2 separate regions of the Homo sapiens genome follow, and region 1 is linked to region 2. A link is a loop called in an ENCODE intact Hi-C map of the cell type or tissue named here. Cell type or tissue: ascending aorta. All regions are shown on one strand. Links, peaks and the distances in the headings refer to the core of each region. The heading gives the core; the rest is flanking DNA.

Region 1 (4,377 bases), core at 206-4,205, 71 kb after region 2:
GACCCTGCTCACCACAGCAGAGACTCCAAAAACAAAAACACCTGTGCTTGGGCCCGACCCCCGGAAACTCTGACTTAATTGGTTCAGGCAAGGCAGAAGCATCAGTATGTAGAGAGTAAGTGAATATTCCATCCCAGAACCCTGATGATGTAGCAGAATTTGATCTCTTTCCTACTACCACCTCCAACCTCTTGCTTCCCAAACTGGAGCCCTAGTCCTTCCATTTGATCTGAAGACGGAATCCTGATGACCTCATCTGGCCCCTAGATCCAGTCTTACCTGAAACTAGAACTACCCCCTGGACTGTTGGTTTTTGTTGTTGTTGTTTGCTATATAAGCCCCGTATTCCCTTTTTGCTTAAGGCATTTTAGGTTAAGTTTCAGCCATTTGCAACCAAAGCCATCTTAACAAAGATGTGCTGGTGGGCAGAGCACTCCCCTGCCCTGAAAAGGTCTGTGGCTCTATGTTGCCCCAAAAAGGACTCATCAGTGATCGCAATAGGTGGTGGCAGATGAGAAAAATACAATCTGGGTTGCGTCTCCAGAGATGGGGAAAAAAATGCCTAGCACATCATGCTAGACACTCAACAACTGTTTACAAAATGAAAGGAAGCGCCACCTCCTGGGCCAGGTGACATGGGTTCCAGAGGGTAGCAAGGAGAAGGGGGGCCGCCTGAACATGCAGGGGCTGGGGACACAGCTTTGGCATCTGATTGGTACAATGCAGCAGAAAGAGTAACTCCAGCAAGGGCCTGCAACCTCTGGAAAGCTCTGTCAAGGGCTCAATGCAGGTACCCTTGCTGTGGCCAGAGATGTGCAGGGTTGGCACACAGATGGCCCAAGGAAGCTGCCCCATTGAGCCACTCCAAAGGAGTTGGCACTGGAGCTGAGACCAGGCGTTCCCACAGGTGAAGAAGTGACCTCGTGACCTGGCTCCAAAGGGGAAAGGGACTAACACTTAGCAAGTGCCTACCTGCTTACTAAGTGCCCAGATTATCATTCCCATTTTACAGATGACGACGCTGAGGCTCAGCAAGGCCAGGGCGCTTAGACTCCCTTGGGTTGATGTGAATAATTCAGGCTGTAGCTTAAGAGTCAATCCACAGACAGCAGGAACCATGTTTCTATTTCTTTGGTGCCCCCGGAGCCCTTTGGCCAGGTACACAGAACTCAGATGAATGGATGCAGAATCCGCCCTCAGGGAGTTCCCAGTGTGACAGAGGATGCAGGCACAAAGACAAACAGTGACAACCCAGGTTAGCAGACAGGCAACAGAGGGCTGTGCGAGGGACTGTGGGGCTCCGGGGTGGGTGGGCTGACAGAGGGGTCAGGGAATGACCAGCCAGGACTCAGGGCAAGTGGACAGAGGGAAGGGCAGTCCCGGCAGAGGGCACAGCATGGACAGTGCCCGAAGGCCCCGTCCATGGAACAGCGGTGCTCAGTGCCACGCATCTGGAGCATAAGGAATCCATGTGCCCGGGGAGGCTCCCCAGGGCCTTCGGTGTCCCATAGCAAGGTGGGAGGACCCATGGATGGGTTTGGAGCTGGGTGGGGGTGGAGGGCAGGTCATGTGCCGCCCTCCAATGCCGTATGTGCTGTAGAAAGCCGAAGGTGGGCAGCGGGGAAAGGCCTGGAGATGCAGAAGCCACACGCCAGGCGGCTGGGGCAACGATTTCCGGGATGGTAGGAGGCCAGAACAGAGGCGGTGGCAGGGGTTAGGGCAGGAGGGGACACCCAGGGCCTAAGGTACGACTGGGCAGGGAGGCTGTGGAGAGGACCGCAGCCCAGGAGCCAGATTCCCGCCTCGGGGGCCAGAGAGCGAGGGGGCGCTGGGCGGGGCAGAGGTCAAGCCTGGACAGGTGGATTTGGTGGCGTCCTCGAGTCCCCCGGGTGGGCCCAGAAGACAGGAGGCTGGCAAGGGTTGGGGTCGGGCGTGGAGGCCTGGGCGGGAGCGGGGGAGGCGCCGGGGGCCGGGGCCGGGCCTCCCTCCGCTGCGCCAGGGTGCGCCGCGCCAGCTGAACCGTCACCAATATTAATGACGGGAGAGAGGGCGAGGGGGCAGGAAATCGGAGCCGGCTCCTGTGGAAGCGGTGACTCAGCGGCTCGCCCGCGGGCGGGAGGCGGCCGGCGGCGGGGTGGGGGGGCGGCCCGAGGGGACGGGGCTGCTCTTTTGACCCCCGCGCAGCCCTCCTGGGGTCAAGATGCCGGGAACAGCACGCAGACGGCGAGGGCGGGCCGCGGCGTGGGCACGGGCACTGGCGGGTGCCGCTGGCCCCTGCTGGGGGAGAAAGAAAAACGAGCCGAAAACTCAAAGCAGGTTGGGCCTGGGAGGCGGCCCAGGCGGGCAGGAGAACAAAGCGCCTGACGCGGGGCTGGGCCGCGCCGCCACAGGAAACGACCGGCCAGGCCAGGGGGACCGGCCAGGCTAGGGGGACCCGGCGCCCGCGCCCCAGTCCGTGGCCCCGGCCCCGGCCCCGACCCCCCTCGCCGGCCGGCCAGCCTCGCAACGGCGGAAAGTGAATCACTAATTAAAACCACTCCTCGGCATCCCGGAGCCGCGCTCTGCGGATTACTATTATTTTGCTCTTTGAGAAGCCTCAGTTGGTGTGGGCAGTGCGGCTGGAATCTTTTCCTTCCAAACCGGGCTTTGAATCCCGCCGAGCTGTAGTGTGGGACCTGGGACAAGTGCCCGGGCGTGGCCAAGCCTCGGCTTCCTCATCTGTGGAATGGGGATGGTAGCGGTGGCAGCCTCCTGGGATTCACTGGGAGCGTTTCAGTTCAGTGCCGGGCAGAAAGTCAGTGCTCAATTAGCGGAAGCTATTATGACAGTAATTATTAACAAAATAATGCGACAATGCCCTGGCTGGGATCTCTGGCCTGTTACATCCTCCCCAGCCTCTTGGTATGGGGGAAAGGGAGAGGGATAAGACTTGGGGGATTCAAAAAATCAAAAACATGGCTTCAGCAAGACTGAAGTCATCTCCCCCACCCCCAACAAGATGTAATGAACCGCAAATAATCAGCCAGGGCATTGCCCCCAAGCACAAGCCCATCCCCCTTAGAATCCAGGCCTACCCTCCACCCCACTCCACCTGTCCAGGCAAAACCCCCTCAACCCTGGTTGTACAAACTGCATATGGGAGTCAGTCCCTGCAGAGAGAAGGGGACAGAGAACCTGACCCTACCATAGAGCTCCTGTGGATAACACCTTCCATTGGAACACCCAGAGGAAGCCAGTTCATGACTTTTGCAAACAAGCGCACCCAGGAAACGAACAGGGGTGCTGAGAAGCAGCATCATTGGAGACTCAGATCCCCACACACGTGGGTCTCCCCAACCCGAGGGTCCCCCCAACCTGCACCCCCACTCCTGCCCCCACCCTAATTTGTTAAATGCAGCTCTCTTGCCAGTTTCAAAGTAATAAAATCTTTCTGAAATGCTAGAACCAAGAGGCCCAGCGCTGACGAGGCGGCCAGGTTCCAGAGGTCACTGCTGCAGGACGGTAAGCCCCTGGCAATTGTTAAAACGATCGATGCAGCCACAGCCCTTGGCCTGCCGGTTCCTTGCTCCCAGACGTCAGGGACATGTAGCCGGGGTGCCCCAGAGCCCCTCAAGGATTCTCCCACTACCAAGCAAGCCAGAGCTCCACACCCAACAGGAGAGACACAGCCATGGATACCTCAGCCTGGTGAGTTCAAGTGCCCGGGGAAGAGAAGTGGGGGATGGGATGGGGTGAAAGGAAGAGATTACAGTCTCTCTCTCTCTCTCCTGTCTCTCTCTCTCTCTCTCTCTCTCACACACACACACACACACACACACACACACACACACACACGGCCTGTTTTCCATTTGGGACTGACAGTGCCCTGGACACATTGTTCCAGCTCCCAGAGCTGCCAGAGGGGAACCCGAAGTTCCCGGGAATCCCAAACCATCACTCACCTTCCCCACGAGCTTGCCTTTGCGGTTCATGCACAGGTAGAATTCCGTCTCCTTGCCCTTGATCCGGACTTGACTACCGAAGGTGTCTGTCTCCACTAGGAGCTGGGCTTCGAAAGGCAGAAGGAGAACAAGACACATTTTATTACCAGGGGCAATGGCTTGGTCTAAAGGCTCAGTGACATGGTCCCTGGTCCTATCTTTGGTCCCTCACTCCCCCAAAATCAGGCATGGGGAGGCCTAACAAGTCCCACAGGACAGATGCCTAAATAACCACAGAGAAGTCAGAGAAGTAGCTGTCCCCTGCCCCTCAGGCAGGGAGATGGAAGCTGCCTATCACCTGTTCCCTTTCCTCCAGCCTCTCTTGGCTCCACTTGGGATCCAGATGGCTCCAGCCAGAAGGGAGTTCTGCCCCCTGTGGCTGAACACCAGTGTGCCC
Region 2 (4,377 bases), core at 116-4,115:
CGCAAAAGAGGAATTATTATCGCTGATATACAAATGTGGATTCTGAAAAGTTGAGGGGCTGGCCTGTTGTCACACAGCCAAAGTGTAGCCAGCTCTGCCTAACCCCATTGCCCTCCTTCTTCCACTCCCCACAGCTGGTCCTACCACTGTGCCATGTGAGCTGTAGGCTCGGGTGTGATGCTGTAAGGAACACTGATGACAGCTCCCATGCAAAGTCCTTGTGCCATGCTGGGTGCCCTCCATCCATCATCTCATTAAACTCACAACAGCATTACAAACGGGGATCATTAAATCTCATTGTATAGGTGAGAACACTGAGGCTCACAGGAATGAAATGGTCTCCCTGGGCACACAAAGGAAGTAGGGGAGTTCCTTAAGTGCTGAATGGAATGGACCCACTGCTAAAGTGAGATCCCATTAACATGTGTACCATGCTTTCTGATGCACCTTCAACATCCGCTATTGACCACACAGCTAGCATGCACCTGCGCTCAACAATTAGTCATTGCATAGATGAATGGATGGATGGATGGATGGATGGATGGATGGATGGATGGATGGATGAATGGTTGGATGGATAAATGAATGAATAGATCCAGAGCTGACATATGAATCTTGATCCATATCAAAAACCAAAGTCCCAACTGAGCACAGTGGCTCACATCTGTAATCCTAACACTTTGAGAGGCCAAAGCAGGAGGAATGCTTGAGGCCAGGAGTCCAAGGCCAGCCTGGGCAACATAGCGAGATCTTGTCTCTACAAAATAATCTTTTAAAAAATTAGCCAGGCATAGGGACTTGCAGCTATAGTCCCAGCTACTCCAGAGGCAGAGGCAGGAAGATCGCTTAAGCCCAGGAGTTTGAGAGTTTGAGGCTGCAGCGAGCTTCGATCCTGCCACTGCACACTATCTTGGGTGACGACAGAGCAAGAACTTATCTCAAAAAAATAAAAAGAACCAAGGTCCCAATTCTGGCTCTACTCACCATCCGAGGCCTAGACCAGGGTCTAAAACCCGTGGATGCCCAGACGCCAGCTTCAAGGAATACAGACTCCCCAGGAGCTGGCCCCACAATGAAACCATTGCAAGCAGCCCTCACAATTCTGTCTCCCATCCTCGTCACCCCATAGAGGGGCCGGGGTCAGAAATGATGATCATGGCTAATCCAGTGAGTTCTCCAGCCACCTTCTAAGTGGTCACCCAATTCTACCTCTCCTTGAGTCATCTGAATGAGAATGTTGGAGAGTAACCTGAGACCGCAGGGAAATGGAGGCACAGAGAGGGGAAGGGACTTGTCAAGGTCAGTCAGCCTTGGTTCCTGGGGTTGAGCTTGATCTGCATGGAAAGAGCCTCAAACACCATTTTGTGCTAGCTCCCTGGGATCCTTTGCCTTGAGTACATTTTTATAGCTCCTTCTTTGCAGACGGAGTGCTTGGGGCCCAGACACAGTCCTTGTGCCTGTGGAGGGGCAAGCTGATCAGCCTCGAGACAGCCTCCAGCTTCACCGGCAGCCCTGACAGCTTATCAGACCCAATCAAACACACATCCAAAATGGTTTTCTAGGCCAGGGAGGAGGGTGGAATATTCATCCGGTCAAGCAAAGTGTCACACTGGTTGTCCATACTCTCAGCCTGGTATTCAGAGCACACCTCTCTGCGTTTCAGTTCATCTCCTAGCTTTACACTGTTGGCCTTCCAGCAGGGCTATAGCCACTGCAAGACCTTTGCAAATGCTATCTGTCCTTTCTGCCTGGAGGCACGTTCCTGCTTTATCCCTTGTAGAATTCTCACTCCTCCTGTAATGCCACCTTGGAGGCCCCACCCTTGAACTTTCCTCCTACCTGGCTCCTCCCACTTCTCCATCCCAGCATTCTGTTCCATCATGGCCTTGTGATGGAGTTGTCTCCTGCCCTGGACTGTGAGTTACGTGCAGAAGAAACCTTGTCAAATAATCTTGTTACCCATCCCCTCACTGGTCAATCCCAGCACCTGGCACATTTAAGGGTCTGTCCCTGATGTCCTGACTCTCTGAAGGCTTGACCTCTCCTGCAATCACCGAGCTCTGTTCTGAGATGTGATTTGTTCTGAAATGTTCTTACTAACTTGGGTGAATCCTCTGTACTGCAGAGGAATGCAGCCCTTTAGCAGCTTTTTCAGATGACTCACTAGGGGCTGAGGATGATTAAGGGAGCATTAATGTTACTCTTTTCTCTCCAGTTCCTAAAACCTCCCTGGCCTGCTCACAGATGTATTCCCAGCACCCGACACCAGGCTGGCACAGGCCTTGTTTCTTGCAAGAGGAAGAAATGAATAAAGGCAGCTCTCAGCCCAGCAGCCCCTAAGCTGTCTACATCTGCAGCTTTCCCTATCTCCTAGGGTGACATAACACAAATGTCACAGGTTGCAAGCTGAAGAGGCCTGGGGTTGAATCTTAGTTCTGCCTCCTCCCACAGTGAGAAGGTGGGCAAGTTCCAGGAGTGACAGTGCAGAATGCTGGAGCTTGCTGGAGACTTAAAGGTGCGATGGCACAGAGGCACGGGGCATGACTGCAGCTTGGGAAAGGTCTGTCCCACCCTCCCCCCATTGCCCTCCCTCATACCTCCCCCACATCTCAAGGGCCTTTGTCTGTTCCCATCTGCCTCTGCCCTGGGCAGAGGCTGCCCTGCCTGCCTGCAAGCTCTGCCTGCTGTTGCGGGGCAGGTGGGTCTGGGAGGGCCAGGCCCGGCCATTTCCTCCCTTCCCTTCCCGCCCCGCCCGCCTGCCTGCAGCCAGCTGTGGGGCAGACATTCCTAGGCCTGCTCATTGATATTCAGGAATGGAACTTGAGCCGGCTCCGGGTGCCCAGAGCGGGCAGGCGCTCAGACCCTCTGCTTGGGTTCTTCTGCCCATATTGGGAGGACCTCAACAGCCTCACCAGCCAGAAAGAGCATCCCAGGCCACCGACTCCAGCAGTTGGATGGCAGGGGAAACTGAACCCTGAAGTGGGGACCCCTCAACAGCCCCAGGGCACGCAGGAGTCTGGGGGTGTGGGTGGCTGAGATCTCCCGACTCGCTGCACAGTGCTCATTCTCTGCCAGCCGCCTGAGTTGCAAAGTGTCCCCAGAGCTTCCTGCTCCTCCAGGTGCTTCCGAGTCCTTCCCAGCCCCACACTGCTCTCCGGAGGCCCTGCCCAAGGCCCCATGGAGGGAGGGAGCTGGATCCCAGGCTGGGCTGGCCGGCCTTCCCACACTGTCTCAGCGGGAAGACAGGAGGCTCCTCCCTCCCAGCCGCAGATTGCCAAGCCTCCACCTCACACCTCTGGGTTTTTGCAGATGGGCTTGTTTTTCCTTGGGGTGTGAAAGAGCTGGTTGGTCATCGAAGGGGCCTCCTCCCCTCCAGGCAGCTGCTCAGGCCAGCCACAAACTCCCATCTCCCCAGGAGATGGCCCCTGACCCAGGGGTCACAGGGTGGGGAGGAGGTGGTACCCTCCCAGGACCAGCTGGGACGGGCCTTAGGGGGCCCAGCCCCGAGGACTGAGGCTCCCACCCCAGGAGGTGGCAAAAAGCCCCCTCCATTGCTCCTTGGGAAGCAAGATAAGCACCTTCCCCCCACCCCGTAGGTCCTTCTCACACTTCTCAGCTTCAGCTGAATCCTGTTGGACTCAAGTGTCCACAGGAAGGACACAGGACAAGGCCTCACATCCCTGTAAGGGGGTCCATCCCCTCATACACAGTTCTACAAGCTCCTATCCTCATGCTTTCTGCACAGTCTCTCCCCTGGCCCAGCTTCCAGCCTTCCCTCCTTCCAGAACCTTCTCCCAGGACCCTGAAGAACCCCAGCCCCACAAACAGCACACTGCCTCGCACACAGCTTCCTCCTCTTCCCAGCTCCTCCCTTCCATGGCCTTGGGGAGCCCCCTCTGCCTTGGGGACATCATTTCCTCCCCTCCCTCCCAAGAGAAGGCTGGCTTTCCTCTCTCACCTCAGGACAGGAGACAGAGGCGGTGTCCCCTTGCTTCCATGGCCACTTTCTGGCCTATGCTGCCCACACCTTCCCAAAAACACCTGCTCTCTCAGGACACAGGCTGTTTGCAACATCTCACCCCCCTCACTTGTCCACAGCCTCTTGGGCACTCTTCACTCCCTGAGGAGCCCCCCAACTGCATCTCTTGCCATTGCCCTGGGTCGCTTTGACACCCTCACAGACATCCCTCTCAATGTCCTGGCCCCTCTGTCTTGGACTTCCTCGTCACCAGTGCCCCTCCTCCACCCCGAATCAGCCATCAGGACTAGTCATCACAGAAACTGCACCACTTCCACCATCAAGGACCCAATCAGTACCTTCTTCACCGGCAGCCCTCTCTCTGTCTCTGGGGCTCGGGAGCTCCTGTACTGCCCGCT

Evidence for each region. A loop is a pair of places that touch in the nucleus more often than their neighbours do. Peaks named below come from ENCODE experiments on the same cell type or tissue, not always from the same donor. Only the 100,000 strongest peaks of a DNase experiment are listed, where the experiment ranks them.
Region 1: it touches region 2 in a loop (3-fold over the local background); 3 of 110 quality-filtered maps call a loop at or near these places.

Annotation. Positions count from the first base shown.
Region 1 is chr5:171,448,818-171,453,194 of GRCh38, reverse strand. It overlaps FGF18 (fibroblast growth factor 18), which reads right to left. Exons shown (of 5, transcript NM_003862.3): 4 at 3,942-4,048. Among named protein-coding and RNA genes, the nearest start is that of FGF18, 31 kb to the right of the region's middle. RefSeq lists an enhancer at 1,661-2,232. In ascending aorta, for the core only: no CTCF peak of the experiment used is centred there; DNase peaks (open chromatin) are centred at 2,064 and 2,654; H3K4me3 peaks cover 1,381 bases; H3K27ac peaks cover 2,154 bases.
Region 2 is chr5:171,519,344-171,523,720 of GRCh38, reverse strand. No RefSeq gene overlaps it. Among named protein-coding and RNA genes, the nearest start is that of FGF18, 100 kb to the right of the region's middle. RefSeq lists enhancers at 839-1,370, 2,973-3,505, 3,506-4,039, 4,040-4,377 and a silencer at 3,122-3,416. In ascending aorta, for the core only: a CTCF peak has its summit at 2,276; a DNase peak (open chromatin) is centred at 2,270; H3K27ac peaks cover 2,641 bases.